2 separate regions of the Homo sapiens genome follow, and region 2 is linked to region 1. A link is a loop called in an ENCODE intact Hi-C map of the cell type or tissue named here. Cell type or tissue: ovary. All regions are shown on one strand. Links, peaks and the distances in the headings refer to the core of each region. The heading gives the core; the rest is flanking DNA.

Evidence for each region. Hi-C counts contacts between places; a loop is a spot of excess contacts. Peaks named below come from ENCODE experiments on the same cell type or tissue, not always from the same donor. Only the 100,000 strongest peaks of a DNase experiment are listed, where the experiment ranks them.
Region 2: it touches region 1 in a loop (9-fold over the local background); 2 of 110 quality-filtered maps call a loop at or near these places.

What each region holds. Positions count from the first base shown.
Region 1 is chr6:29,039,179-29,055,375 of GRCh38, forward strand. It overlaps OR2W1 (olfactory receptor family 2 subfamily W member 1), which reads right to left and starts at 5,997. Exons shown (of 1, transcript NM_030903.3): 1 at 5,035-5,997. The coding sequence starts at 5,997. The coding sequence ends at 5,035. The region is part of intron 1 of OR2W1-AS1 (OR2W1 antisense RNA 1); the gene reads left to right. In ovary, for the core only: no CTCF peak of the experiment used is centred there; no DNase peak of the experiment used is centred there.
Region 2 is chr6:29,134,846-29,151,042 of GRCh38, forward strand. It overlaps the pseudogene OR2N1P. Among named protein-coding and RNA genes, the nearest start is that of OR2J2, 28 kb to the right of the region's middle. In ovary, for the core only: no CTCF peak of the experiment used is centred there; no DNase peak of the experiment used is centred there.

The DNA of each region.
Region 1 (16,197 bases), core at 4,507-12,506:
TAGAGCCACTCATGTCCATAAAATGTTATATATATATATATATTTTTTTTTTTTTTGAGACGGAGTCTTGCTGTCTCCCAGGCTGGAGTGCAGTGTCATGATCTTGGCTCACTGGGCTCACTGCAAGCTCTGTCTCCCGGGTTCACGCCATTCTCCTGCCTCAGCCTCCCGAGTAGCTGGGACTACAGGTGCCCGCGACCACGCCCAGCTAATTTTTTGTATTTTTGGTAGAGACGGGGTTTCATCATGTTAGCTGTGATGGTCTCGATCTCCTGACCTCGTGATCCACCGCCTCGGCCTCCCAAAGAGCTGGGATTACAGGCGTGAGCCTCTGTGCCCGGCCCATAGAATGTAATATTTGAATGAATAAATGCACTTATATCAATAGCCTGACAAAGTGTTTTAAAGTATACTACAGTTACCATGACAAAGTGTTTCTCTGAAGAAACTTGTCTATGAAGAATAATGAGATTGGTAAGAAAACATAAATAAAAAGAACTACCAAGGAACATTTCCATCCAACTGATTTTAAAGAGAATAAATTGACCTGGAGTTAATTACCTAGTAGAATTAATTTCTACACAGTGATTTGGAATTTGGGAGTACAATTAGTGAAAACAGGTACTGGAATTGCTCCAGTGTTGGGAATGGACCCACATATTCATAAATGGGTACTTATTGGTACTAGAAAATTTTCTACACAATTACTCTACATTAAATATTACTCCAGGTTTTCAGGACATGGAAGTAGCTTCTTTTTAAAAAATCCTTTTCATGTTACTTCTCCACCTAGATAGTTTCAAAAAGTGTATTATTTTTCAATTTCAAAATTTTATTCATTGAAACATAAACTTGGTCAGTTCTATTCAAGACATCAATATAAAGAGAAATCACTGAATTGTAGAAAGGTTTGTATAAATTAAATTGTAAAAGTGTGAGCTAAAAATATGCATTATTAATACAGAAAGCTTCTTAGTAATAATACCAAATATGTGCTCCTTATAATCACATGGATCAAAATTGTATACTCTTTAGTTAAGGGATGTAATGGGGAAAAATAGAAGATTGGAATTGTTTTAATTGCATCTGTGTTCTGAGGAATGGAGCAGCAGCAGCAGAAGAAAAGGTGTTCTTTTACTTAAAACAACAAATTCTATTTTCTAATGCAAGGTGAGTGTATCTTTACCCCTTATTCTAGTGTTTATAGAAGATAGAGCCAGACAAATATTTCTCTCTAAGTGATAGTGACATTATTCCTTCACAGACACTACAGTTGAAAGAATTGGAGGTCCTAGGTCAGAGACAAAGACAGATTGGAATAGAAGTTGGGACCGAAAGTAAATAAGATCTTCCAAAACATGGAGCAAGGGGGACCTAAAAAAGCAGACATCCAGAGAGCAAAGCTCTGTGGTAGGGATTGCTAAGGAATTTTAAGAAGTCAAATATTCATTAGGCAATGTTTTCCTTTTTATCCTGCAGTATAATCCTCCTTTATTATTCCCAGTTCTTTATGAAAATCCCACTAACTGCATTCCCCACTTGTTAGTGGTACTTTAGAGAATAAAAGAAAATAGGCTTGGTTCACTGGCAAGAGGACAAGAAATAGTCTTTAAGTGGAGAAGAAGCTGTTTCGTACAGTAGAAATTGGTAAGGACAGTGGCCACAGGGACTCAACTGTGAGAGGAGGTTAAAAATTTATCAGGAGCAGTATTTTAAACAAAAATCCTCAAAAATAATAGAATCCTTCTCCCATAGAAAATAATTTTCAGAAATACAATGGAGAGTGTCAGAATTTCTTCAGAAAGTAGAAAGAATTTTAAAATTTAACTTATGCAGGTTGGGCACGGTGGCTCACGCCTGTAATCCCAGCACTTTGGGAGGCCGAGGTGGGTGGATTACCTGAGGTCAGGAGTTCGAGACCAGCCTGGCCAATATGGTGAAACCCTGTCTCTACTAAAAATACAAAAGTTAGCCGGATGTGGTGGCACACGCCTGTAGTCCCAGCTACTCGGGAGGCTGAGGCAGGAGGATGGCATGAACCCGGGAGGTGGAGGTTGCAGTGAGCTGAGATTGTGCCACTGCACTCCAGCCTGGGCGACAGAGACAGACTCCATCTCAAAAAAAAAATTAACTTATGTATTAATACAAAAACCAATATCAGAAATGCCAGAGACCTGGATGAACTGATATCTATAAAAGTGATAAAATGAATCAATGTACTTCAGTAAGTTGGGTACATATTTAGACTTATAAATTATCAGCATCTATACCCAGGTATTGCTTGAAAAATGTTACCAATTAATAATTAGCTTAATTTTTACAGCATGTTTGAAAATTTGATATGCCATATCATTTTTATGCAACATACTTCAATAATACATGTCAGTAAATTTATTTAAGATATAAATATTCATTGTAAAGTAGGTAAATGTATGTACTTGCAAAGATACCCAAACACATCAATTAAAATAATGGGATTAGAATTGGATAATAAGTGCATATATATGTATTTGACCTCTAGAGGTTCCTGTACTTCAAAATTCATCACTATATGACAATTGAGTATCATAGCATCTTCTGCTTGAATCCATTTATAAGTTTTTGTTTAAGAAATGAGAGAAAATTAATAATTGTTATGAATATAAACAGATACAGTAAAAATGGCATTTCATTTTCTCTAGATATTCGTGATTCTCTGAATTTGAATAATGTATTTTTTAGATTATAGTCTTCTAAAGAAGAGAAATATTGAAAGAATTAGCTATTTACTTGCACTGAGGGGAGTCATTATGTGCATTTTCTACTATGGTTTTCTTAGTCCACCACTCCTCAAGTTATGATGGTTGACTCAGAAGGGTTGCTTTTATCTTTAATCATAAATCATTATGAATTTCCTTGTCTGAACTAGTCAACATCTACCATGTTGTGGTTAATTGGTACCAATCAGAGTTGAACTTCTTGTGGAAGAATCTGGAGATGTCCATATGAAAGGAAAATAGGCAATAAACTAGATTGTATTATATTGCATTTTTCCAACACTAGGCATATGTGGTTTTGAAAATTACCTATTTACTGAGTGTTTTGTGAGTGGCAGAAACATTTTCCTGCCCTGGCCAAGGGCTAACCTTAGAAAAAGATAAATGTGATGGGTATAAAATCTAAGAGAGCTGACTTAGTTTCAGGATATTGTTAAGCCCGTTGAGACTGGTGCTCCACAACAGTAATTAAGCATAATTATGATGCAGGTCAAGGTAAGACATTTCCGAAATTTTCTAGGACATGTTTTTGAAGGCTTGGGATATTCTGCTTAGCTCATATTTGTGTATGTTTTTTTTAGTTAAAAATGATAACAAGATGATTTTTGCTCTGTTTACAAACATTTGCATGAACACTGAAAAATTCATCCAAATCGTTAAAAATATTCAATGCCTACTAAGAGTCATGGAACCCTATTATATGATGGTGAATCGAGAAAGAACTATACAAAATTATGCTTTCAAGAAACTTATAATTACATTGGCTAGAGGCTTATCAGTTCTATAAATAATATTTACAAAACAATGCAATTCTAACCTTCATAGAGATTTGTATGGCTTGTTAAGAGAACCATAGTCTAAGACAATGGGCTTCAACGGGGGGGCACACTCTGGGATGCAGAGACTTTTGTAGGGTTATAAAGTTAGTTTTAAGGAAATAACTTCCAGATCCTCCTTGTTCCTTTGTTTTCTTCGCTAACATTTTCTTGAGGAAATGCCAGGTTGAGGAGTTAGACAGGTTCTCTTTCCAGCCTTCACTTTCAAAGATCCCTTCTCCTCCTTCACAAAAGAAAGGCATAATTACCATCTCTCCTGATCTTACTGTAACATATTATCCACATTGTGAAAACCAGTGGTACACCAAAGAAAGGGACAACTCAAAATGCTAGTGGTGTGCTGCTCATCATTAAAGATGACATGATGGAAGAGAAAATATATATTTTTAGATTCTAGCAGTGTGTCTTTCTAGATCTATCTAGATTGGCTACTATTATTAAATAATGGGCACTTTTAGAGAAAGGTATCAGATCATGGCAAAAATAAAAGTTTAATTAAAAAGTAATCACATTGTCCCATAAAAGCTAAATATTATATTATGATAAATAGAAATAAAAAGATTTATTCTGTTATGCAATTCCACTACATATAAACATTACCACATTTCTAAAAATTCACGTAAATCCGCCAGTTCCACAGATGTATGTCAAAAGCCTAACTGGTTTCAAACTAGTCATATTATCTTTCCATTAAGTTGAGACAATCATGGAATAAACATTTAACGAATGAAAGAGAAATTGATAAGACTGTGTCATTACCTTTAAAACCCTTTAATTTGTGGCTTTATATTACGATAGAGTAGTAATAGACTTAAATAGCAGAGACCCTTTACTCAAGATATCGATTTGAAATTTCATTGAAAAAAGAGTGAATTGTTTTAAATGGGGCTTATGACAATTACTGTCTTATAAACTGCACTGTTTGCATCAAACACAAATAAATATTTGGGTGGCATTACAAAAGATTGGGTGTACAAAATCATTATTGTGTATATGTATATTTTTTCTCAAGCTCCAATAGAATGAACATTATGGGTATATTATTTAATATACACACCATAATGTATATGAAACCATTTGCTCAGGTCTATACTTTGGAAGAGGCAAGGATTAACATTGAAAATACAAAACTAGATAACCAAAACAGTTTCTATGTGGTTTTAGAATAAATTAAATGCATTCAAATTTATGTTTACATCCCATTTGTGTTTTATTTCAAGCAAAAATAAAATTTCTAATGATCTGTTTTCTCTGATGATATACCAATGATCAGGGACATAAAGGAGCTAAGTAGAATGGTTGTAATTTTGTTTGCATCTACAAAATGTTTGTATATAATAATTATATTTATGGATCTCCATGACCTAGGAATTACTTGCATTTGTAAAAATTAAAGAAAATTAGAAAACATATTTAATTGCCTTATTCACTCTAGTCTTTATCTATGACTTGCAATTCCTCTTTATTTTTGTAGATTTGTGGTGAAATCTCATCAGTTTCTTCAGGGCATCCTTCATGTCCTTATTTCTTAAGGTGTAAATGAGCGGGTTGAGACTTGGAGTGATGACGGTGTAAAAGAGGGTGAGGAACTTGCCCTGGTCTTTGGAAGCCCTGTTACCTGGTTGCAGGTACATGTAGATAATAGTTCCATAGAACATAGACACTACAGTAAGATGAGATCCACAGGTATTCATTGCTTTTCGCTGGCTTGCTTTTGACTTCGTTCTCAGCACAGCTTTGGCAATGTAGCCATAGGATATAAGAATAAGGATGAGAGGTGTGAGGACAATTATAATGCCTAAAGCGAAAACAGACATTTCAACTGTTGTGGTGTCTACACAAGCTATCTTGACCAGAGCTGGCAACTCACACAAGAAATGATCCAGAATGTTGTTTCCACATGTGGGCAAATTCAGAGTGAGTGTACATAATACTACAGAATTGGCCAAACTAATACTCCAGATCATGATAATCATCTTTAGACATAGATGTGGGTTCATGACTACAAAATAATGCAAGGGCTTACATATAGCTGTAAAACGATCATAGGACATAACAGCCAGGAGAAGGCACTCAACTGAGCCCAACCACATGTAAACATAGAGTTGGATGATACAACCCACATAGCTGATGGTCTTATCAGGTCCCCACAAGTTGACCAGCATCTGAGGGATGATGCTGGTTGTGAAACATAGATCTAGGAAAGATAAATTTCTGAGGAAAAAGTACATTGGTGTATGAAGCTGGGAATCCAGGAGAGATGCAAGAATGATGGCTGTGTTACCCACCAATGTAATTAAGTAGAAGATGGCGACAACTCCTGACAGGATCATCTCCATTTTTGGATGGTTAGAGAAGCCAAGCAGAATAAAACCATGTAAAGAACTATAATTGCTTTGGTCCATAGTCCTTCAATGTCTAAATCCTAGAGTGAGAAAAGGAGGAGGAGGAGGTAGATGATGATACAAGGATAAGGAGAAGGAAGAAGAAGGAAGAAGAGGTAGAGGAGGAGAAGGAGGAGGGAGAGGAAGAAGAAAAGGAAAAGAGGAAGAAACAATTTGTCAACATGAACTATCTAAATAATTTGATAAAATTAGAACTAAACAAAGAGAGATAATTTATGTTACTAATTGAAAAAATTTAATGGATAAAAGTAAAAATTACAGCCAAGAAATCTGCTATTTGTCATAGATTCTTTTATGGCAATGAGTTTAATATTAGATTTTTTAAAAAAAATCCAGGTGACCTTGGGGAGTTCACTTTTAAACTTGAGGTCTGAATTATCTAACGTGTAGATTTGAAAGTTTGAAATAGATGCTGGTTCTAAAATGACCCTATGATTCTTTATAAGCTAGTTAGCTTGATAAAATGAACATATTCTTTTATTTGATCAGTAAATTCACCTATAAAATTTAAGTACTGGGCTAATGGTAGGATGAGGAAAAGATGTGATAACCTGGAGGATGAACCTGGGGACATCATGCTAACTGAAGTAAGCTGAAAGACAAATATTGCATGATTTCATTTATATATGGAATCCAAAAAAGTTGAACTCATAGAGGTAGAGAGTGGGGGCAGGAGATGGATGGGAAAAGGGGAGATGTTGATCAAGGGTACTAAGTTTCAGTTAGAAAAAAGGAACCAGTTTTAGTGATCTCACAGAATGGTGACTACAATAAACAATAATGCATTGTTTATTTCAAAATTACTAAGAGTAGATTTTAAGTGTTTTCACCACAAAAAATAAGTATGTTAGGTGATGGGTTTGTTAATTAGCCTGATTTAATCATTACACATTATAAACATATATTAAAACATTATATTGCACCCCATAAACATATACAATTGTTGCTTAATTAAAAATAAACCTTAAAAAAGAGTGAGGAAAGATTGTTCTTCTTTTTTCATATCTTAGTGACTAAGCACCTTTGATCTCCTAGTTTGTTATGTAGGACATCTGGTGTTTACCCTTGGACGCCTTGTCTCTCTCATTCTTAACGCCTTATCACCAAAACTGGTAAATTTGGATGCAAATATATATGCTAATTATCCTATCACTTTAAAAAATCCCTACCACCACAACCCTAATTCAAATCACTATGATTTCTTTTCTGGATTCTGGCAATAGTCTTGCATCCAGTCCTTGCATCCAGTCTTATGCCTTTACATTGTTACAACATTTGATGAAATCATGTCATCCATCTCCTTAAAACTTGTCAGCCACTTTACACTACATTTAAGAAATACTATATTGTATACTTAAAATTTTGCTAGGAGGGTAGATCTTATGTTAAGTGTTCTCATCACACGCACACACATACACAACACAATAAAGAAGGTGGGAGGAAACTGTTGGAGGTGATGGATGTATATATGGGATAGATTGTGTTGATGGTTTCACAGGTATATACTCACCTTCAAACTCATCAAGTTGTATACATTAAATCTGTACTGCTTTTGTATGTCAGTCATACTTCAATAAAGTGGTCAAAAAGCTAATATAAAACATTTGGTTAAAAAATAACAGCCATTAGCCAGGTGTGGTGGCGTACTCCTATAGTCCCAGCTACTCAGGAGGCTGAGGCGGGAGGATCACTTGAGCCCAGGAGTTTGAGGTTGCGGTGAGCTATGATTGCACCACTGCACTCCACCCTGGGTGCTGGAGCAAGATCCTGTCTCAAAAACAAACAAAACCCAGATAAATATCAAACTGGTGCTTCTTCTCTCTCTTTATATAGATGTAGTACAAAAAGTTGTGCTTTTTTTGTTTGTTATGCCATTTCAAATATGTTTTTTTGAATGTTATTAAGAAATTACTTCCAACTGTGGCCATGATTCAAAAGTGGATACATTTGTGAGACTAACCGGAGATGGTGGTTGAAATAGCCGTTTTGAGAAAATCATTTTGTGATTTCTTTAGCATTAGCTTTTCAAAAATTATGATTTGATTCTGAGTTTTGCCATTAATCAAATTGGATAGAAAGAAAAATAATTCTCTGAAAGATATTTCAAGCTGTCACACCCCATTAAAGTTCCATAATGTCTGAGCAGGGGCATCAATAATTAATGCTTATTTATTTTAACAGACTCGTTGATGTGTATAATTGTGCCTAACTTCTGAATAAAATAGGGCTTCAGTTAAAATTATATAAAAACCTGAAAATTCTTTTAAAATTAAAATCAATATTATGCTGTTAATTTCTTAACTATTTCATTATTACTACAGTCCATAAAGATTAACTCAGGAAAGAATAAAAATCCTCCTTCTGCCTATTAAAAAGTGACATAGAAAAATCTTCAAATAAATTTTCATGCACAGTATGAGATTTAGAAATGGATACATAAAATCTGAGTCCTTTATGGCTCCACAACCTTCAAGAATAAAATATTTTGCTGACAAGTTTCACAAATGGCATTAAAAAACAAAACAAAACAAAATTAAAAACAAGTATCTGAATTCTTCATTTTCAATTTAATCTATCTTTCTCGCTTTTGTTTCTGCTGGATCAATATTTATTCTCAGACTTCTGAAATAAAACCAGCCCATACAGATCTAAGTTCTTTTTCTTCTACTTTCTACAAATTGTTTTACCAATCCAGGCATACTGTTTCTCCAAGAGATTAAGGATGAACATTACTGTGATCCAGAGGGAGTTCCTTTGCCATTCTACTTCTCGACTTTTGTAGAATCCACACTATGGAAAATAGATCCCGGTTAAGCATTTTTTTCTCCAGGGCTGTAAATTTCTCATGATTTCCCTGCAGTGCCACGGAGAATTCTGCTTTTCCCAAAGTGTGTTAGGGTAGAGATTCTCAACAGGACTCCTCCTTCTCGAATATATGACTTCAAGTAAGAGGATGAAACCTGTCACAAATTCTTACTTCTTGTTCTGAGTTTAAATCAACCTGCAAGTAGGTCTTGACCATAGAGAAACATTAGGAAAAGCAACCGGATAATTCAGAATCAGAATTGAACAAAATTTCCCAGTATTACCTGAAGACTCAGATAATCAAAAAGATTATCTAAACCATTGGGACTGCATCCAATTAACTTTACTAGAGTACAGTGTCATAGAAAATGCCAGCCTAGAATTAGACCATACCCTAATATTTCACTAGGGCAGGTTTAGTAGATGTAAAAGTTATTTAATATGAAGGAAAACTATAGGACAAAGAAATAAGAAAATGTATTTTCATATTTTTTTGGTTGTGAATGTATTATAATATAAAATTTACTCTTAAATAATGTAGATTTCCAACACTACAATTATACTTAGCTACAGAAAAATCTTACCATTCAAAGCACAAATATTGATTGTGGAACTAAACTTGCTCTGAGCAGATATCATTTAAATGAGGTACCTCTAGTGGTTATCTCTGATACCCATGGTCAGAACAGTTGTATTTGAAAGAGATGTTTAATCCCCAAAGCTCTAAACAGTAAGACCAGAATCATAAGATTTACATTTTTTCTCAGTTGTTTTGGTGACCATGAGGGATGATTCAAATACTTCATTGTCTACGACAATTAGTTTTGTTATTGTCTCAGAGGTCACTATTTACACATTAAATTCTAGAGTAAGTATATACTATGAAAATTTTTGTGAGTTGGCTTATAATCATAGGTTTTAACAGCTTCCTTAAATTAAAATTACATATCAGTAATAATTGGTTTTAATAAAATACATAAGCACGAATTGGCTGCCTCATGATACATGTTCAAATGTGGATGACATTACTGATCAATAAAATAATTTTAACTATCTGCTTCTGTACGATAATCAATATATTTTACACTTGAGATATAGTATAGTGTAATGGTTAGATGGATAGATTGTGGAGCCAGACTTTCTGGGCTGAAATCCTGGTGGCTACAGTTACCAGATGTGTGAACTTGGGAAAATTACTTAACCTTCATTGCCTCCGATTTCTTATCTATAATAGGGGATATTATAATACATAATTTAAAGGGCGAATGTAAGGATTCAATAAGTTTAACATATGTAAATACTACAGTACTGGTTGGCACACAGCATCCAAATAAGTATTAACTGTTACAATTTCAATCAGTTCAGGGTGTCTGTGTGCTGCAGAAATATTTGGGGAAAGTTTATGCTGATATTTGATAAAACATCTGGAAAATACTCTCCTTATAAGCACTTCCTTTAGGATTTTATATATAATACACACATATATGAAATATATATACTATATACATAGTATATACATATGTATGTGTATGTATTCTTTATAAATGCTATAATAATGATGATAAAAAGAAACATAACATCTACTAATGGTACATTTTTGTCTATCAAGATTCTAAACATCTGAATACTTGAAACTGTTCACTTTGACTGGAGATCTCAGTTTCACTTATGTATTTTTCTCTTCCCCTTTAGTCAAATTTTCTACAGTTCTCCTTTTTCTTTTAAAAACCACTTTAAAGTTATAATTGAATTTCACAATTTCAATTCAACCATAGCAAATATTCAATTTTCATTTGAAAAACAAAAATGTATATAAATTGTCATGCCCACCCATGTTTCTGGTTTAAATACATTCCTACACAGTGACTTTTCTAGTCCCTTGCTCCTTATTCTGTGATTAAAATCCATGGGTTTGTTACTCTGGAGAAATTATAGAGAAATCCTTTGGATTTTTGAATTAATTTTTAAAAAGGTTTTCATTTGTTATCAAAAAATGGATATACCCAGCTTGTAAAGCAGATGCCCTTGCCTTAAACTTTAATATAAGACCTTTCCATACCCCTTTGAATAAATCAAGACATGTTTTCCTGTTTCCTTTTTATTTAACAATTTTTTCCCTTGCTTACTTTAGCCCTTAACTTATGGAAACCATTTAAAGTGAAGTTATTAGCAGTGCTTCCACAACTGGCCGCATATCAGAGTAACTGTATTGGCTGGCATATGTAGAAATTTTAGAAATACAGTGTCCTGAGATTCCTATGCCCTTGCCAAAGGCTCAATTCTTTTCTGTTTATACTGTGTCCCTAGATAGAATCTTAGAGTTTTAAGGATTTGAATCCCATCTACATATTGATGGCTTTCAAGTGTCTATTTCCAGTCTTCTACATTGAGCATGGAATAGGTAGTTCCAACTGCCTAATTTCATGCACAAAATTATGAGTCTAAACATAGCTAAAATAGATCTCTTGATTGCACTGAATCTGCTCTCATTCCAGTCTTCCTCATTGTAGTAAATGATATAAACATGTACCTATTTCTGGCCAGAAACCAGTAATTAAGGAGTTATCCTTAATTACTAGCCTGCCCTCATCTTGAAAATCTGAATGATTCCAAGCTCGACTTCTCTCCATTTCCAGAATGACTAACAAACTGGGCCACCCTATTTTTCCTGGATTACCCAATGGATTACTATCTTGTTTCTCTGCTTTAATTCATTCCCCTTTCAATCTATTCTCCATATGGCGGCCAAAAGCGTTCTTTAAAAAAACCACACGTTGGCTGGGCGCGGTGGCTCACGCCTGTAATCCCAGCACTTTGGGAGGCCGAGGCGGGCAGATCACCTGAGGTCAGGAGTTCGAGACCAGCCTGATAAACATGGAGAAACCCCGTCTAACAATACAAAATCAACAATACAACAATACAAAATTAGCCGGGTATGGTGGCGCATGCCTGGAATCCCAGCTACTCTGGAGGCTGAGACAGGAGAATCGCTTGAACCCGGGAGACAGAGGTTGCTGTGAGCCGAGATCGCACCATTGCACTCCAGCCTGGGCGACAGAGCGAGACTGTGTCTCGAAAAAACAAAAAACAAAACCCAAGAAAACCAAAACCACAAATCAAGTATTTCCATTTGCCAATTTGAAATCTTTTTAGACTTCCTATGCACTTAACTATAAAATTCAGACTCCTTACCAAGAACTACCAGATGCACCTTGCCTGGCTCCTTTTCATCCCTCCCTCCTTCTCCCATTCGTCTCATGCCTTTGTCATTCCAGGGTTGCAGGTGTTAAAGTGTCTTTGCATTGAATTTCATTGGCCTGGCAGATTCTGTCCCCAAATTGAACTCCTTGTTTGTAATCGTTTTTCAGATATAATCTATTCAACGAGATCTTCCTTGACTACTTAATCTAAATTAAAATCCCTCCTCCCCAGCTAATCTCTATCACATTTCCATGTGTTTTTCGTAGCACTTATCACTCTAAATTTTGTTTTTTTTAAATGTATCTCCCCACAATTAAAACCTAAGATCCAAACGAATATGGATCTGATCCCCCTTTTTTGCCACGTAACTGAATGAATCAATTCAACAAATTTGATTAGCAATAGAAATATAGCAAACAACTAAATAGACAAAACAGTAAAGTCCCTGACTTAATGGAGCTTACTTTTATTTGTGAAAACAAGCTCATCAGCCAAATTATATATAGTGTTTTATTTGTTCATTGCTTTTTTTTTCTTTCTTTTTTTATATAACATCCCACCAAATAGAAACATTCTCTCTTTAGGAATAGTGTTCCGTGTAGATGTTGATTTCTTACTATGCAATTTTACGGACATTGTCTTCCAATATTTCCGTAGACTAATTGGTCAGGACCTGATAGCCCTGTGATAATGCTGCACTCAGCATTCCTTGATGATGCTATATTAGCTTCCAGTGGCTGTTTGGTGCCTGGAAGGGAGTCTAGCATGTAACAGGGATCAATAATTGTTTGTTGACTATAAAGCAGTTAGAACAATATCTGATGTGTATATTAAATATCCCATTCAGTCAAGGTTATCTAGGGTGATATATTCAAGAAATATAATGCTAACTCATTTATGTGGTGATGGAGATCCGTGTTTAATGATATTGATCATCAAATAGCCTGGATAAAGAGTATGTTCCCAGAAGAAAGAGATTTCTGAGACTGCTTTTATGTTATCCTTTACATTTCTATTTTTTGACTCTTTTTTTTTTGGCTTTTGGCTTTTGGGTCTCACTCTGTCACCCAGGCTGAAGTATAGTGGTGTGATCATGGCTCATTTTGGCCTCAAACTCTTGGGCTCAAGCAATCCTCCCATTTCAGTCTTTCCAGTCACTGGGATTAATGGTGTGTGCCACAAAACTTGGCTCTGTTTGATTTTTTTTTTTTTGGTGGACCATATATTTTACCAAAATATCTGAAATATTGTAAATGATATTTTTTGAAATATCGGAAAATATTTTTGGTATATTTTGGGGAAAAATACAAAACCAAAACAATCTACCTATTTACCTTCTCGTGAACTTATGAAATCAAATATTTTAAGCCTTATTTTCCCCAAACCGTATATGATTCTCTCAATAGTTGCAGAAAAATCTTCTGATAAAATCCAACACCTCTTCATGTTAAAACCCTCAATAAACTAGGTATCCAAAGAACATACTTCAAAATAATAAAAGCCATTTATTTCAGTCCCACAGCCAACATCATACCAAATAGGTAAAAGCTGGAAGCATTCCCTTTAAGAACTGGAATAAGACAAGAATTCTGACACTACTCTTATTCAACGTAGTACTGAAAATCCTAGCCAAATAAATCAGGCAAGAGAGAGAAATAAAAAGCATCCAGATAGGAAAAGAGGAGTCAAATTATGCTATGATTCTATGACTAGAAAACCCCAAAGACTCTGCCAAAAGGCTTCTAGACCTGATAAAACAACTTAAGTCAAGTTTGAAGATACAAAATCAATGTAAAAAATCAATAGCATTTCTATACACCAATAATGTTCAAGCTGAGAGCCAAATCAAGAATGTAATTCCCTTTAAAATACACACACACACACACACACACACACACACACACACACACAAAATCTAGGAATACTTCTAACCAAGGAAGTGAAAGATTTCCACAAAAAGAACTACAAAGCACTGCTGAAAGAAATCATAGATGACACAAACAAATGGAAAAACCTTCCATGCTTATGGATTGGAAGAATCAACAACATAAACAAAATGTCTAAATTTTACCGCCTAAAGCAATCTACAGATTCAACACTATTCCTATTAAATTACCAACGTCATTTTACACAGAACTAGAAAAAATGATTCTAAAATTACACGGAACCAAAAAAGAGCCCAAATAGCCATAACAATCCTAAGCAAAAAGAGCAAAACTGGAAGCATCACATTACTGGACTTCAAACTATGCTACAAGTCTACAGTAATCAAAACAGCAAGGTACTGGCACAAAAATAGGCACCTAGACCAATGGAACAGAATAAAGAACCCAGAAATAAAGCAGCATACCTACAACCAACTGATCTTGAACAAAGTCGACAAAAATAAGTAATGCAGAAAGGACTCCCTATTCCATAAATGGTCCTAGGAAAACTGGCTAACTATATTCAGAAGGATGAAACTTAACCCTTACCAAGCACCATATACAAAAATTAATTCAAGAAAGATTAAAGACTTAAATGTAAAGCCCCAAACTATAAAAATCCTGGGGAAAAAACTCAGAAATACCCTTTTGGACATTGGCCTTGGCAAAGAACTTATGACCAAGTCCTCAAAAGCAATTGCAACACACAAAAAATTGACAAATGGGACTTAATTAAACCAAAGAGCTTCTGCACAGCAAAAGTACCTATCAACAGAATAAACAGACATCTTACAGAATGGGAGAAAATATTTGCAAACTATGCATCTGACAAAGGACTAATATCCAGAATCTATAAGGAACCTAAACAAATCAACAAGAGAAAAACAAATAACCCCATTAAAGAATGGGCAAAGAACATGAATGGACAATTCTCAAAAGAAGACATAAAAGCAGCTAACAAACATATAAAAAATGCTCGAACACTAATCATTAGAGAAATGCCACTCAAAACCACAATGAGATACCATCTTGCACTAGTCTGAATGGCTATTACTAAAAAGTAAAATAATGACAGATATTGATGAGGCTGCAGAGAAAATGGAACACTTTTATACTGCTGGTGGGAATGTAGATTAGTTCAGCCACTATGGAAAGTAGTTTGGGAATTTCTCAAAGAACTGAAAATAGAATTACCATTCAACCTAGCAATTCCATCACTGGGTATGTGCCTCCCACCCAAATAAATTGTTCTACCCAAAAGACACATGCATTCACATGTTCATTGCAGCACTATTCACAATTGCAAAGACATGGAATCAAGCTAGGTGCCCATTAATGGTGGATTGGATAAAGAAAATGTGGTACATATACAACATGGAATGCTACACAGCCATAAAAGAGAACGAAATAATGTCCTTTGAAGCAATATGGATGCAGCTGGAGGCCATTATCCTTAGCAAATTAATGCAGAAATAGAAAACCGAACACCACATCTTCTCACTTGATTTAAAATTTAAGGAGATAAATCCTGGGTACATACAGACATAAAGATGGAAACAGTAGACACTAGGGATTCCAAAAGGAAGGAGAGGAGGAGAGGAGCAAGGACTGAAAAATTTCCTATTGTATACTATATTCACTGTCTGGGTGACAGGATTAATATAAGCCCAAACCTCAGCATCACACAATATACCCTTGTAATAAACCTGCCCATGTATCCCCCTGAATCTAAACTAAAAATAGAAATTTAAAAAACCCCTTTTTCATAGTAATCATAAAATATACACTTATGCAATTTATGAAAATAATATAGTTTTACCTCTGTTCTTTTCACTGCAGCTTTGTGAAGGTATAATTAACAAGTAAAAATTGCATACACTTACTATGTGTATGATGTTTTGACATATGTATATATTGTGAAGTGATTACCACAAACCAGCTAATTAACCTATCCATCAGCTGACATATTTTTTCTTGTTTTGTGGTGAGAATATTTAAGATCTACTCTCTTAACAAATTTCAAATATTAAATACTGTATTGTTAACTATATTCACCATGCTGCATATTAAATCCCCAGAACTTGTTCGCCTTATAACTGAAAGCTTGTACCTTCTGACCAACATCTCCCTATTTTCCCCTCCCCCAGCTTTTGGAAACCACCATTCTAATTCTATTCTCTGTTTCTGTGAATTCAGCTTTTTAAGATTTCATGTATAAGTGAGTTCATATCGTATTTGTCTTTCTCTGATTCATGTATTTTACTAAGCA
Region 2 (16,197 bases), core at 2,952-10,951, 94 kb after region 1:
CATAGATCCTCCTTTCAGTCTCCCATATTGCCCCATGGAATTTCAGATGGAAACATTGAATTCTTCATGATTTTGAATGTATAATTTTAAATTTCCATCATTTTTGCAAGTAGTTTGTTATAAGGTGGAAAAAGCATGAATTTTTGGTAATTGAAAGCTTTCAAATTCTAGTTCTGACGTACACTATGCAAGCTCAAGAATTAGTGAACCACATTTTCATTATCTATCAAATGTGGCTAATACATACCTTAAAGGGTTATTGAAAGATTAAATAAGACCATACATACAATATGTTTAACACTTTTACTAGCTCATGGCAGCTTTTCAATAGTTGTGAGTTCTCCTTTTTAACATGACTTTTTGATTATGATTATGATATTTCCTCAGCCAGTGATGTATTACTATATACTCCTATTAAATATTACAATTTTTATTTGCCTTTTGAAAATATTTTTAATTCTTCTTTGAGTACTTTAATTAGTCTTCTTTTTTCATTCCAAAGGCACATTCTTTTTTTTTTTTTTTTTTTGCTTCTGTGTCTATATTATTATTATTTTTATTATACTTTAAGTTCTAGGGTACACTTGCACAAAGTGCAGGTTTGTTACATAGGTATACATGTGCCATGTTGGTTTGTTGCACCCATTAACTCATCATTTACATTAGGTATTTCTCCTAGTGTTATCCCTCCCCCTGCCCCCCAACCCATGACAGGCACCCGTGTGTGATGTTCCTCGCCCTGTGTCCAAGTGTTTTCATTGTTCAATTCCCACCTATGAGTGAGAACATGTGGTGTTTGGTTTTCTGTCCTTGTGATAGTTTGCTCAGAATGATGGTTTCCAGCTTCATCTATGTCCCTGCAAAGGACATGAACTCATCCCAAAGGCACATTCTTGAAGGTGCATGTTAGCACTTCTTGCCTTGCAGTTATTATGCTATGCAGATCTTAGGACATCTCTAATATGGAGAAAGCCACTGTTAAACCTTCTTGAGTTCTACCTTAAATATTTTTCCAAATACATTTTTAGTGACTTTAAATCTAGGGTTAAAATGCTTTGTTTTCTTCCATTTGTTATTTAGGAAAGGCCTACTTGCTTGGGGAAATAAGAACTTTAGATCACTTTCCTTGAAAGGCAATCTCAGAATTGCTCATGCTTTACACAAAAGGTAGAGCACGCTTTCTCTTTCAAGTATAATGCGTCCCTTCTCTTCTACAGAATTTTTCAAAAGTTGACTGAAGTATCCTTCATGCTGTAGCATACTGAGCAGTATATATTCCCTGGAAATGCAAAGTCCAAATAAAACCTTTCTGTGGGTTTTCCAGTCCACTGTTCTGAGTATTCTTTATTCTGAGATTTTTGCATATAATTCTTAGGAAATCCTGATTTTTCACTGTGTCTAGATTTCACTCATGCCTCTGAAATGAATGTTTTTTACAGGACTTGAAGGTAGTATATACATTAGCCAAGGACGGAGGATAATTTGAGAGAGTCAGATGAACTGTAATGGGTTTTTATAGCAAAGCTTTTGACAAAAATCGTTCTGTGTTTTGCCTTCAAAACTAGAAATTACTATATACTTCTGTATATAAGACTAAGTTAGACAAACTATACCTTAACTAATAAAAATGATCAAAGCTATTGTCTAACACCACAGAATTAGGTCATGTGTTTGTGTGTGCATGTGTATAAAATTTGAAAACATTTTTCTGGCAATCAACCAGAAATATGCCAATTTTTAAAGTTACTTAAATTTTTTTCCAAACTAGATATATAAAAGTTCAATGATTTGAGGATCTGTATCAGCACCAGATGATCTGTTATTTTTCAGCAAGTGTATCTGGTTTGCAGTTGATTCTTGTTTGAACTAACATGAGGTTTTCCTTCCAATTATTGGCTTAGATCTTGATCATACCAGAAGTTATGCCAGAAAAGTCCAAATGACCTTTTGTTTTTCTTACAAGTATTTACTTCTTCACTACACAACACCGTGTTGAACTCTCAACATATTAATTCAACACCAAGTAAATATAAAATCTATTCATTTGCTCTCATAAATTGTAACTAATTTCGTGACAAAGTTTTAAGTTTTGGGGTGTGAGTCCTAGAACTAAGTTTTAGCACTTCCAACTTTTAATGATACAGGTTTTGTACATCATTTGCATTTAACATTTACATCAGTAAAAAGACATATTGTTTGTTGAGGTAATCAAGTTGCTTTTTGTTCCAGAAATGCAAATTATTTTTTTCTCATACTGATTCTGATTCTAACACAGTTAGTTCCAAAAGGCATTCCTGGCTGTTCCAAATTGTGCACGGAAATGCTTCCAGGTTGTGTTTCATTATTAATATCACTTCCTTGTTATCTCACTGATTCGAAGACTCATTATTATAGTATGTAAAAGGAAAGTATCAGAAACTTTTTCATACTTTTTGTCCCACTATTCCACTCATTTCAAAATTTAATAATAAATTATTTAATTAAAAATACAAAATCACTGCATACTTATTTGTTAAAAAAGAATTACACTGAATTTTTAAGAAGCAATAGTATCTACATAAATTGGGGTTGATAAGCTTATGAGACTCATGATTATTCCAAAGTATAATGTGCTTCACATTGAATGCCCAGTGTAGCCACACTGCCCATTTAGACTTGGGACAACATGCAGAGAGTGATGGAATGTTTCTCAGGTGACTCTGACAGGAGGCTCATTGATGAGTGGTTGCTATACTATTTTTACAATTAGCTTGAACTAATAAATTCATTTTACTAATTTTTTTACTACTTAACACAGTTACTATCTCTGTATGTACCAACCAGTATAGAACTATTTTAATATATTTCCATAATATAATGTGCCTACTAGCCAAGTATAATCCTTGCTGAACATGTTTACAAAGAGTCTCGGAGACATAACATATTTTGCAAGAACATGTAAAGCGATATTTGATTATGAGACAAGAATTTGTTAGATAAAACCATAGCAACCTACTCTAACTGTTCAATAACTTCATTTTATGTCTACCCACTATCACTTAAAGCTGAAAATGCTCCTCACCAAGTTGCGTAATGCCCCCTTTACATTCTTATTCCGCAGGGTGTAGATAAAAGGGTTGAGTGAGGGAGTCACCACTCCATAGAAGAGGGCCATGAACTTGGGTTGATCCCTTGAGATGGAGGAGGGGGGCTGAAGGTACATGCTGATGGCTGGGCCATAAAATAAGAAAACTACAATAAGATGGGAGGAGCATGTCCCAAAGGCCTTTTTCCTTCCCTTGGAAGATTTGATCTTAAATACAGCACTTCCAATACTAGCATAGGAAGCAAGAATTAAGCATAGTGGGACAGCTAACATAAAAATGCATACCACAGAGAGTGTGAGCTCGTTAGAACCCTTTTCACCACAGGCAATCTTTATCAGAACAGGAATCTCACACACCAAGTGGTCCAGTTTATTGAGACCACACAGTGGCAATTGTAATGTGGCAGTGGCCTCTGAGACAGCATAGATTATTCCAATTAGCCACACGGTGGAAACTAAGGATACAGACGCGCTGATTCATGATGAGGGTGTAGTGAAGAGGTCTGCAGATGGCCACATAGCGATCAAAGGACATAATAGCCAAAAGCAAACATTCTGTTCCCCCCATTATGTGAAAGAAATAAAGCTGAACCGCACACCCCATATAGCTGATGGTCTTCTTAGAGCTTCCCAGGTTAAACAGCATCTGAGGGACAATGCTTGTGGTATAACACATGTCCAAAAAGGAGAGGTTGGTGAGGAAGAAATACATGGGGCTATGAAGACGAGAGTCTAACCTGGACATGAGAATGATTGTGATGTTTCCCATCACGGCTATAGGGTACATTATAAGAAGACTAGTGAACAGAGGAAGCTCTAGCCAAGGGCGGTCTGCAAAGCCTAGCAGAATAAATTCTTCAGGGTGGCTTTCATTAGTTAGTGGCATTATCTTCAATTTGTTTCACCTGTAGTAGGGATATGCCAAAGAAGGTAGAGCTATGGGTATCGACAAAACATGGTGATGCATTGATTGTCTACTTATAGATGACAGGGTGCAGTAACCTGGGGTCAGAATAACATAAAACATCTGGTATCAGGTGATCTTATTTTCCTATGGGACACTACAAATTAAAGGCAGATATCTTAATCCAGTAACCCAACCATTCTGAAATGGAATTTCTTCTTCTGTGTAAGAAGGTTGACAATAACTACCATTCTTGAGTGAGGTGAGGATTAAATACAAAGTAAAAGTGACCGTATAGTTTTCAAACTTTGAGTTGCATAAAAATCAGCTGAGAAGGTTGCTAGAATGAAATTTATTGTTTCCTATCTTTAGGTGTCTGATAGAGTAAATGTGGCCTGGGGCTGAGGAACAGGATGGTTCATTTTCAGAAACAGTGCTGCAAGGCATTACTGAAATGCTAAGAAGAATAAACATATTGAGGTAGCAATGGTAGGAGAAAAAGGAGGAGAAAACCTGGAGTCATAAGAATCATCAAGATAGCATTGTCCAGCTCCAACTAGTTAGTTAAATAATCATATCATCTCCAAGGGAGGCAAGAAGACTTTTGGATTTAAATCTATCTCAGCGATTTGAAATTGAACAAGAAAATTAAATACTTTTATTGTCTGTTTTCTCAAGTATAAATTGAGAGAGTTAACCTACAATGACAAAGTTTCCCTATGCTCAGGAATTCGATTTTGCATTCTTGGGCTTTTATTCATTACGATTTAGTTCAACCTTTGGGCATTTGATATTTTATGTTAAATTTTAGCTAACATCCATTTTGAAAAAAATTTTTTTATTCAATGAGATTATCATCTTGCTTTAATATAAGAGTTTGGATAGTTGTCATGACCCACTGATTGCACATAACTACAAATATGTCTTTTAGTTCTGAGTGACTGCAGTCAGGACAAAAGTTGATGTCCCAATTTAGGCTTAGAGACAGTCAAATCTGAAATTATTTTACATTTTCAAGACCTTTCCTTTTTTTTCAGCTAGAAAGTACATTGATATACCAACCTCAACTAGTTTAGTGAAGCAGTATTTTGAGAAAGATTAATTTTTTGCTCATATGCTTTTCTTTTAGTGGTGACATGTGTTTTATGAATATCACAATTTTCTGCAGGATGAGAAATATTCGGTTGAAAAGTTAAGATAGCATCTCAGTGACAACATTCTGAGTAACTCTGCCAGTCAATTAGTTGTTTAATGGTAACAGATTACATTTATAAGTTTATAAAGCACAGCTTCCACATTCTCTGTTTCATTACATCTTCAAAGTCATCCTGTGAGGTGTCATACAAAGCTCCTCAGGGCTAACATGTGAATGTTGCCCTTTGATTATATGCTATCTCACGCCGGAAGTGTGCAAAACAATAATAACACTCTTTCCAACTAGTCCTTAGTGAACCCTCTGTGTCAAACACCCCCATATGCTTTCTACACCATTAAATCATTTAGTATCCATCCCCAAACGCTATGACAAAGAAAATTTTACTATCCATATTTTAAGATATTGTTAATCATTTGTTTCCATACTCTGCTAATGACTAAGAACATCCTAAAGATTGAAAAGTAATTGCTGCTTTAAATGAGGTAATAAAATATTGAGACTATAAACTCAGAGTTTCAAGAGCCCCAGAAAGCATCTGTACTCGAGGGTTGTTCCTGAATGAGTGTGACCCCCTTCACATTATTTGACCTTGATTTAATCAAGATGTTATATGAGTGCATCAAATTTAGAAATATGTCTTGGCCTGAGTGCTTTTTCAGATGAAAATCCGTATTGGAAATGAAAGATGAAATAAAGGCATGATATAAACTAATTTGATGTCAAAATAAATACAGTCATACATAGCTTAACAAGAGGAATATAGTCTGAGAAATGTATTGTTAAGTGATTTTGTCATTGTGTGAATAGAGTGCACTTACACAAACTTAGATGGTATGGCCTAGTACACACTTATGCTATGTGATATAGCCTATTGCTCCTAGGCTACAAACTTGTGCAGCATGTTACCTTACTGAATACTGTGGACAATCATAATTCAATGGTAAGTATTTATGTATTAAGCATATATAAAAATAGAAAAGGTACAATAAAATATGGTATAAAAGATAAAAAATGGTATACCTATATTGGGCACTTACCATAAATGGATCTTGCAGGACTTGAAGTTGCTCTGGGTGAGTCAGTGAGTGAATGGTGAGGGAATGTGAAGGCCTAGACCACTACTGTACACTACTATAGACTTTGTAAACACTGTCTATAGCCTACACTAAATTTACTAAAAAACACTTTTCTCTGTTTAATAATAAATTCATTTTAGCTAACTGTAACATTTTTACTTCATAAACTTCTTAATTTCTTTAACTTTTTGATTATTGAATAACACTTAAACCCATCATACAGCTGTACAAAAGTATGTTCTTTGTTTATATCCTTATTCTATAAATTATTTCTATTTTTTTAAGTTTTTTAACTTTTTTGTTAAAAATGAAGACACAAACACACACATTAGCCCAGGCCTACACAGGGTCAGGATCATCAATATCATTGTCTTCCAGCTCCTTGTCCCACTGGAAGGTTTTCAGGGGCAATAACATGCATGGAGCTGTCATCTCCTATGATTATAATAACAATATCTTCTTCTGGTATACTTGCTGAAAGACTTGTGTGAGGCTGTTTTACAGTTAACTTTTTAAAAATAAGTAGGAGTATAAAAAATCATAAAAAGTATAGTATAGCAAAAATATAAACCAGTAACATATTTATTTATCATCATCAAGTATTATGTACTGCACACAATTTTATGTGTTATTCTTTTATATGACTGGCAGTGCAGGTTTGATTATACCGTCATCACTGCAAACACTTGAGTAATGTGTTACATTATAACATTATCATGGATACAGTGTCACTAGGCAACAGGAATTTTTTAGCTCCATTGTAATCTTATGGGACCACTGTTGAACACATGCATGGTCAGTCATTGATGAAAATGTCATTATGTGGTGCATGCCTGTATTCTGAGAATTGCAAATTACATTATTAAATAATTTCACTATTAGATACCTGCTATCTTTATTTAACATTGTTATGTTCACCTTTTATATTTTTTCTACCAGGGACCATCCTTGAATTTTTTAAAAAGCAATTTTAGATTTGATCCTCCATGAATTCTTCCATAATTATAACTAATTATAACTACCTTTAATGACAATATTCACTCCAGTATGTCTTCCGCAATTTTATTAAATTTATATTATTTGGGATTTTGTTATTAACTTTATTAAGTATATTTTGTCTGTGAGTGGTGGTCACCCAGAGCTCCTCCATTTCTCTGGACATTTCCCTGAAGACATCAGACTAGGAATGACTAATCAATGTGATTTAATTTTGAAGTATATTTAAGCTCTGTAATTCTATTCTTAGATCTCATATTTTTTTCTCATGTCATTCTTGTATTTTATTTCTTTTAGCTTTGGGATTTTATCTGTCTTTTGGATCTTATACTTCAAGAAATGTTTCATCACTATTTTACTACATGGGGATTTACTTAATCACAAATGTTTAAAGCCACTTTATTAAAGTGCCAGACCCATGAGTTGAGTAAATTCCTCTCCTCATGGGGTCCCAAGATAAAGCAGGAATCCTTGGAATGTTAGAAAATGACATTCTTTACTTACCACAGGCCAGAAACCCTGTATAGGGACTGTGTAGGCAAGGTAGAAGGTCAGTTCCCCAAGGGGTTTTTATTGGCTCTATAAGTCAAGTTTCATTCCTTAAAGGAAAACACACCATTCCAGTCAAAGCCTTGGTAAAATAACCAATTTCTCCAACTGTGTCCTGCTACAAAAAAAAAAAAACAGATTCTTATTGCACTTATGCAAATAAATATATTGCCATCAGTTAAGAATACTCACAAACAGTCTCCAAATTCTGGAGAAATCAGGTAGAGAGAAACAAATATGGTCCATTTTTTTTTTCCACAGAAGTATACTTTACTCAATTGCTAAAGGCTGTAAATAGCTCAAAGTAAAAGTTTTCTTAACTCTGGAAAACAAAACAAAGGGTTAGCAACGTTTTAAGCAAAGTCAAAAAGATTAGTTTATTCTTTTAGTTTAGTTTATGCAGTTAACTCCTGTTCTGTTTGATATTCATGAACATTCCTGTTCTTCACGAGAGTTGCAAAAGTTGTTTCCTCTATTCTAATGTCACAATTTCCAAAGTTATCAGAAACCTGCATTTAAGAACATCCGTTAGAGTTGTATAGCTGACTATAAACCACCTTTTGAAGAGGATTAAAACAAGACAATTGTCTGTGTATGACAAAACTCGTTACCACAGCCACTGGCAAAAACGTGATTGACAAAGAAATTTTGGTAATGTATAAAATAATTATTCTTGTTCCACTTTATACAAATAATCAGGCCAAGTGCAATAAAGTAAATCAGTCTTATCATAATTTGTCTTCAGTAAAAATGAGAAACTGAAGTGAGAAAAATTATGTTTCAAGAAGTATGGTACACTTGTTATTAAATTCTAGTCTCATGAGTTGTTTTTAAGTTTGTTTCTACAATTTAGGCTAAACCTGCTTATTCCTGTGAACCAACCAGTGATCTTAGACTGTTACTCAGAAGATACAAGAGGTTTGGGTAATGTAAAAATCTGGACCAATATTCTAATCATGGGCACATATTGGAATCATCTGGCAACCCTGTATCAGCTTGGTTTTAACAGTTGCTCAGTTCATGGGAAGCCTTTAAATTTAGTTTACCTGGAATAATTTTACTTATTTTGCTTTGCTGCTGTGGAATACATTGCATTTGTACTCTTTGCATACGGATGCAGAATATGCTTAGTGAATGTTTTCTTAAATGGAACACTTATCAATCTTTCAGATAGCACCTCTTGTTGAAACTCAGAGTTATGAATGGCTCTCATCATACCAATGCTTTTTGACGAGCTCCTCTCTACCCCAAATACGAGAGACTCTAATTGTTAGGCAGGAATATCATTGCTCCTCTTAAGCCTGAAGAAGCTACAGAAGGAGATGGATCTTTGTCCCTCTCCAACCCTTAGGATTAAGGGTTCTCTTGTAAAGGGGAGGGAGGAAATGTCAGAGGCATGTGAGCCAGAGCAGCTCCATCTTGAATAGCAGCTGGGTAAAATGAGGTTGAAACCTACTGGGCTGCATTCCCAGATGGTTAAGGCATTCTAAGTCACAGGATGAGACAGAAAGTCAGTACAAGATACAGGTCATAAAGACCTTGCTGATAAAACAGATTACTCTAAAGAAGATGGCCAAAACCCACCAAAAACAAGATGGCGATGAGAGTAACCACTGGTCATCCTCGCTGCTACACTCCCATCAGTGCCATGACAACGTCAGGAAGTTGCCCTATATGGTAGAGTACATTTGTTTACAAATGCCATGGTAACATCAGGAAGCTACCCTGTATGTTCTAGAAAGGGGAGGCATGAATAATCCACCCCTTGTTTAACATATCATCAAGAAATAACCATAAAAATGGGCAACCAGCAGCCCTTGGGGCTGCTCTGTCTATGGAGTAGCCAGCCATTCTTTTACTCCTTTACTTTCTGAATAAACTTGCTTTCACTTAAAAAAGATAAATAAAGTACCAGACCCTATTCCTGTTGATGTCTCCTGTTTTATCTCCACTTCCATCTTCATTCTAGTGTAGCTTATACTTCATTTTTACCATACACAATATTTTCTTTATATGTACTGCACTTGTAGACTTTCTATATAGTAAAAGATCATAAGAAGAAATAAAAGTTATTTTTATCTGACATTAGGAATCTGCATGAAACACACAGACAAATCAATCCATCCAATTTTGAACATATATTCTAAAAATCCACCTGATTGAAAGAAGGCTTCATATTTGTTTTGGGCATTTAATATTTCTCAGATATAGTGTATAAATCTCCCTCTCAGTCTCTCACTGAAACCAAATTTAAAATCATAATGATTTTAAATGGGTTTAATGTTTTTAAATTTGGTTTCAGTGAGAGATTGAGAGATAGATTAATTACAAAGAGAAATCTAGTTGCTTCTTAGAACCACTGAGCAGCTGTTTCCAAAGGTTAGAAAAGGCTCCCTGAAATGAAATGCTCTCTGCCTTTCAGATGTATATTAGGCAGTGGCAGTATGATCTACACATATTTCAATTTCCCTAAGAATGCATGGACTTGAAAACGTGCCTTTTTACTCACCTTTTGATAAATATCTTTCAATAAAAAGGAATTATGAAGGAATACACTTGAATTTTTCAAACGTTCAGAGGATGGATAAACTGTAGTATACATGAGTATTTAAGAATTAGCTTCACAACTTAGGTTTTCAATTGTTACAGGGTTCCAAAGAGAAGAAAACATGGGTTAGGAAGACAATAGTAGAAAATATCAGAATGCTTTGTGGATGTGTTATTTGTAAGCTCTTCCTGAGACCTCTTGGGCATTGTTTTCCAACAGGCCATTAATCCTTATCCCAGATGAGGAGTTAGCAGAGAAAATTCCTTGGGACAGAGATCTCTATGGAAATGCTACTTATGTACAATTAGTTTCCTACTGAACTGAGGTTGGTAGGAAGTCTCTTCTGTTGTCAGATGTGTTTTAAAATACATTTACTCAATTTCCCAAAACAGTAGACACTAATTTTAAATGAGATGCAATTAGAGATGAGCTAGTTTGAATAAATGATTCTGGGGAACTTAAATGAGAATTCCCTGAATACCTTACCTCATTAACTTCTAGACTACCTCACATAAAATTTAATCATTTCTAGTTGTAAGAATAAAGGGGCACAAAAATGAGTTGAAAAGGAAGAAAGATAATAAAAAGATATTTCCAATGAGAAGGAATCAAGTGATAGTTTAAAACATTTCATAATATTTAATGCTTTCATATTAAAATGATGAAATGATAATTTCTTCACTCTCACCAAGCACATACCACATAACATTAGGCAGATACACAGATAACTTTGAGATTTTAAAAATTACATACAAAATGCATAAATACATTATGTTGAAAAACAAATTCAAGTGCATGGGATAGCAAATACAAATTTAAAGGGTTTTTTTTTTAAGATGGAGTCTTGCTGTGTTGCCCAGTCTGGAGTGCAGTGGTATGATCTCAGCTCACTGCAACCTCTGCTGTACAGTTCAAGCGATTCTCCTGCCGCAGCCTCCCAAGTGGCTGGGATTACAGGCATTCCCTTTGATGACCTACTGTCATGGTCTGTTGTCCCTCTCCTTTCTTTAAAGGTAACCGTTAGTGTCATAAGGGTGTGCATCTTTCCACATTACATATGTGCTGGATATTTTCCACTCCCCCTTCCTTCCCCTGCCCCAGATTCACTCTCTATCCAACCATGTTTGTTTCTACCCTGTGTTGTGCCTCTAGAGGCGAAATCAAGAGAATTCCATGATATTTGACTTCTGGTTGTGTTCAGCCAATGAGTCACCAGCTGAGGATTAGAGTGAGGCAGCAGCTAGTTTGAAGTATTTTCCCCTACCCTCTCCTTCAGATGGGACAAATGAGGCTACTTGTATTGCTCAACCAAAGATCACAGGTCATGGATGTAGCCACGTACAGGTTCTCTCTCTTTCTGCTTTGTAATAGTACTTTCTCCCTTTGCTACTTCAGGCCTTGTGTTGGTTGCTAAGCCTCCCAACTGTTGCTAGATTCAGAGTAGTCCATATATAATACATATACAGAAATCCCTTGTTGATGTTCCTAAATCCTTCTCACAACTTTGTATTTACTTCTTTTGTTAAACCTCTTTCAGTTCCCATAGGAGCATGCCATCTATTTTCTGCTGGGACCATAGGTGACTGTAACTTTCCATTACAAACAAAGGTCATTTCCTGCTTTAGGACTTTTGAATTAGATGTTTTTAGGTCTAAAATGCTCTTTCTTTGATTTTATCACGACTGGCTCCTTTCTGTGTTTCAGGTTGATCTCAAATGTCACCTAAGAAGGAATATCTAATATGAATATACTACACAGTATCTCTATATCATATTCTCTTTTAATTTTCTGCAAAAGAATGAAAGCTTTCTTAGTTATTTTGCTTTTGAAGTCTCCCCCTCTAGTATGCATAGTTTTTGACAATAGCAACTTAAATAATACAATTAAATCATCTTGAACATATTGTTACTTGATTTTTACATACATATGTACACGCACACACACGCACACACACTTTTTGTCATTTCAGAAACAATGACTGATAAAGGAATTTTTTTCTTTTAAACACATCTCTAGCTTATCTACTTTTGCTGAATTCCATAAACTTTGGTATGTTGTGTTTCTATTTTCATTCTTTGCAAATTATTTGCTATTTTCCCTTGTGATTTCCTCTGAGCCATTCATTATTTAGGAATGTGTTGTTTCATCGCCACTTACTTGTGTATTTCACAATATTTTGCCTGATATTGATTTCTAATTTTATTCCATTGTGGTTAGAGGACATCCTTTACATTATTTTAATCTTTTAAATGTATTGTGATTTGCTTTATGACCTTATAGACTAATCTGTAGAATGTTTCATGTGCCCTGAGTAATATATGTATTCTACTACTATTGGGTGGAGTTTTCTGTAGAGGTCAATTAGCTGTAGTTAGTTTATAATGCTGTTCACATCTTCTATTTCCTTGTGGACCTTTATCTAATTGTTCTATTGTTATTGAAAGTGGGATGCTGACATTGAACTATAATTATGGAATTATCTATTGCTCCAAACAGTTCTGTTAGTCTTTGTTTTATGTAGTTTGGAGATCTGCTGCAAGGTGCATATGTACTTATAATTGATGTATCTTCTTGATGGACCAGCGATTTTATCATCATAAATTGTCCTTCTTTGTTTCCAGTAATAATTCTTGTCTTTTTGTTGATATTGTGTAATATCAGTATAGCCATCCATTAGCACTCTATCTTGCTTACTCTTTGAATGGAATACTTTTTTCATCTTTTCAGTTTCAACCTATTTGCATTTTTGAATCTAAAGTGAATATATTGTTGACAGTATATCATTGGATTGTCTTTTTAAATAAACCTTGTCAATCTCTTCCATTTTTTAAATGAATAGACTATTTTTCAGAAGCTTTAGGTTTACAAAAAATTGAATGGAAGGTGTAGAGAACTCACATGTAACCCCTTTTACTCCCTCCCCCAGAGTTTCTTTTATTATTAACAACTTGCATTCATGTGGTACATTTGTTATAATTGATAAGCCAATATTAATACATTATTAGTAACCAAATTCCATAGTTTACATTAGGGTTGATGGTGTGTGTTTTACATTCTATGGGTTTTGACAAATGTTTAATAACATGTATTCCCCCATTCAGTATCATAAAGAATGGTTTCACTGCCTTAAAAATTCCCTGTTCTCCTTCCATTCATCATTTCCTCCCCTCCTCCCCGGGAGCCCCTGACAACCACTGATTTTTTATTGTTTCCATAACTGTGCTTTTTCCAGAATATCATACAATTGAAATCATATATAATGTAGACTTTTCTGACTGGCTTCTTTGACTTAGTAATATGCATTTAAATTTCTTCCAGGTCTGGGCTTTACAACTCATTTTTTATAATTGAATAATATTCCATTCTATGAATGTACCACAGTCTGCTTATTCATTCATTTATTAAAGGACTTTTTTTTTTTTTTTGCTTCCAAGCTTTGGAAATTAGGAATAAAGCTACTGCAAACATTTGTGTACAGGTTCTGTGTGGACATAACGTTTCAGATTATTTGGGTTAATACCAGGACACGTGAGTGCTGGATTCTATGGTTAAGATGTTTAGTGTTGTATGAAACTGTCCAGTTGTCCTCTAGAGTGGTTGTACACTTTTGGATTTCTGTAATCAGTGAATGAGAGTTCCTGTTATTTATCTCTTTGTCAACATCTGATGTTTTCAGTGGTTTGCTATGGTTGATAATGTCTCAGATTTCTTTAGGCTGTTTTATTTTTCTTCATTCTTTTTTCTTTTTATTACTCTGACTAGATAATCTCAATTGACCTATCTTGTAGTTTGTTGATTCTTCCTTCTGCTTGTTAAAATCTGGTGTTCAGGTCTTCTGCTGCATTTTTTATTTCCATCACTGTACTTTTTCATCTCTAGAATTTGACTTGGTTCTTTAACAACAAATAATGTCTATCTCTTTAATAATTTTCTCTATTTAGTGAGAAATAGTTGTCATATCTTCCTTTAGTTCTTTAAACATGGTTTATTTCAGCTCTTTGACCCTATTTTTAAAGTAGCTGATGTAAGCCTTTGTCCAACAAGTTCAACACCTAGATTTGCTGCTATTGATTGCATTTCCCCCTCCTTTTATGACCCATACTTCCTGTGTCTTTCTTCACTTGTATTATAATTTTATGTTGAAAACTAGATACTTCATTTCATTTATTTTTATTTTTAAAACTTTTATCTTAAGTTCAAAGGTACATACGCAGGTCATGGGGGTTTGTTGTAGAGATTATTTCATCACCCAGGTATTAAGCATAGCATCCATTAGTTATTTTTCCTGATCCTCTCTGTCCTCCCATCCTCCACCCTCCACCAGGCCACAGTATGTATTGTTTCCCTCTATGTGTCCATATGTTTTCATCATTTAGCTCCCAGTTACAAGTGAGAACATGTGGTATTCAATTTTCTGTTACTGTGTTAGTTTGCTAAGGATAATGGCCTCCAACTCCATCTATGTTCCTGAAAGGGACATGATCTCGTTCTTTTTTATGGCTGCATAGTATTCCACGGTGTGTATGTACCACATTTTCTTTATCGAGTCTATCATTGATGGGCATTTAGGTTGATTCCATGTCTTTGCTATTGTGAGTAGTGCTCCAATGAACATATGTATGCATGTGTTTTCACAATTGAACAACTTATATTCCTTTGGGTGCTTACCCAGTAATGAGATTGGTGGGTCAAATGGTATTACTGTCTTTAGAACTTTGAGGAATTGCCACAATGCCTTCCACAATGGTTGAACTAATTTACACTCCCACCAACAGTGTATACATGTTTGTTTTTCTCCATAACCTTCCCAGCATCTGTTCTTCTCTGACTTTTTAATAATAGCCATTCTGACTGGTGTGATAAGGTATCTCCTTGTGGTTTTGATTTGCATTTCTCTAATGATCAGTGATGTTGAGCTTTTTTCATATGATTGTTGGCTGCATGTATGTCTTCTTTTGAAAACTGTCGGCTCATGTTCTTTGCTCACTTTTTAATGGGGTTGTTTTTCTTTCTTATAAATTTGGAAAACTAAATATTTTAAATACTAGAAATGGCAACTGTGGAAACCAGATTCTCCCTGTCTCACTAGAATTTGTTGTTGCTGCTTATTAATGTAGTTGTTGCTGCTTATTAATGTAGTTGTTGCTTGCTTGTTTAGTGAATACTCCCAAATAATTCTCTAAAGTCTGCCTTCTTTGTGGTGTAGGGCCATTAAAATCTGTACTCAGGTAGTCTAGTGGCCAGCAAATAATTGGACAGAAATTTCTTTCAATGCCTGGGACTAATAAATCTTCCAGTTTCTGTCAAAGACCTCTATGTTCATATTGAGGCATGACTCTGACACCTAGTCAGGCAGTTCACATCTCTACCTTAGCCTCCACTTACTTCTTCCTGAAATACTGAAGGTCAGCCAGAGACAAGAGTTTAGAATCTTCTCAGTTCTTGCTTGAGCATTTATAGAGTCCTGAATCTGAACACAGCCATATGCATATACATGAAATTCCTGGCATATGGCAAAGATTTTCAAAATCCCTATAGACATCCCATTCCTTACATTTTTTAAGCTCTTTTATTGCTTTATGGTCTGCCCCAACTTTTATCAATTGCTTTAGTCAGAAGTGAAGTTAAAGCAGTCACTTGAAATTATTTTCAACAAATACCTGCTGAGAAAATGCTTTTTGCATTGGTCGAGGTCTGAGTCATGGTCAAATACAGACAGACTCATGAATGAAGTCTTCCAAAAAGCCCCAGCCAGGTAAATTAAAGACATATCTTTATAAGTTTATACATATATCTTTATAAAAGGTATATAAAATATTTCACTTTTCATTCTTTTTTGGTATTTTGGTATTTCAGGAGATTTGATTTTTTTTGTTCTGATGC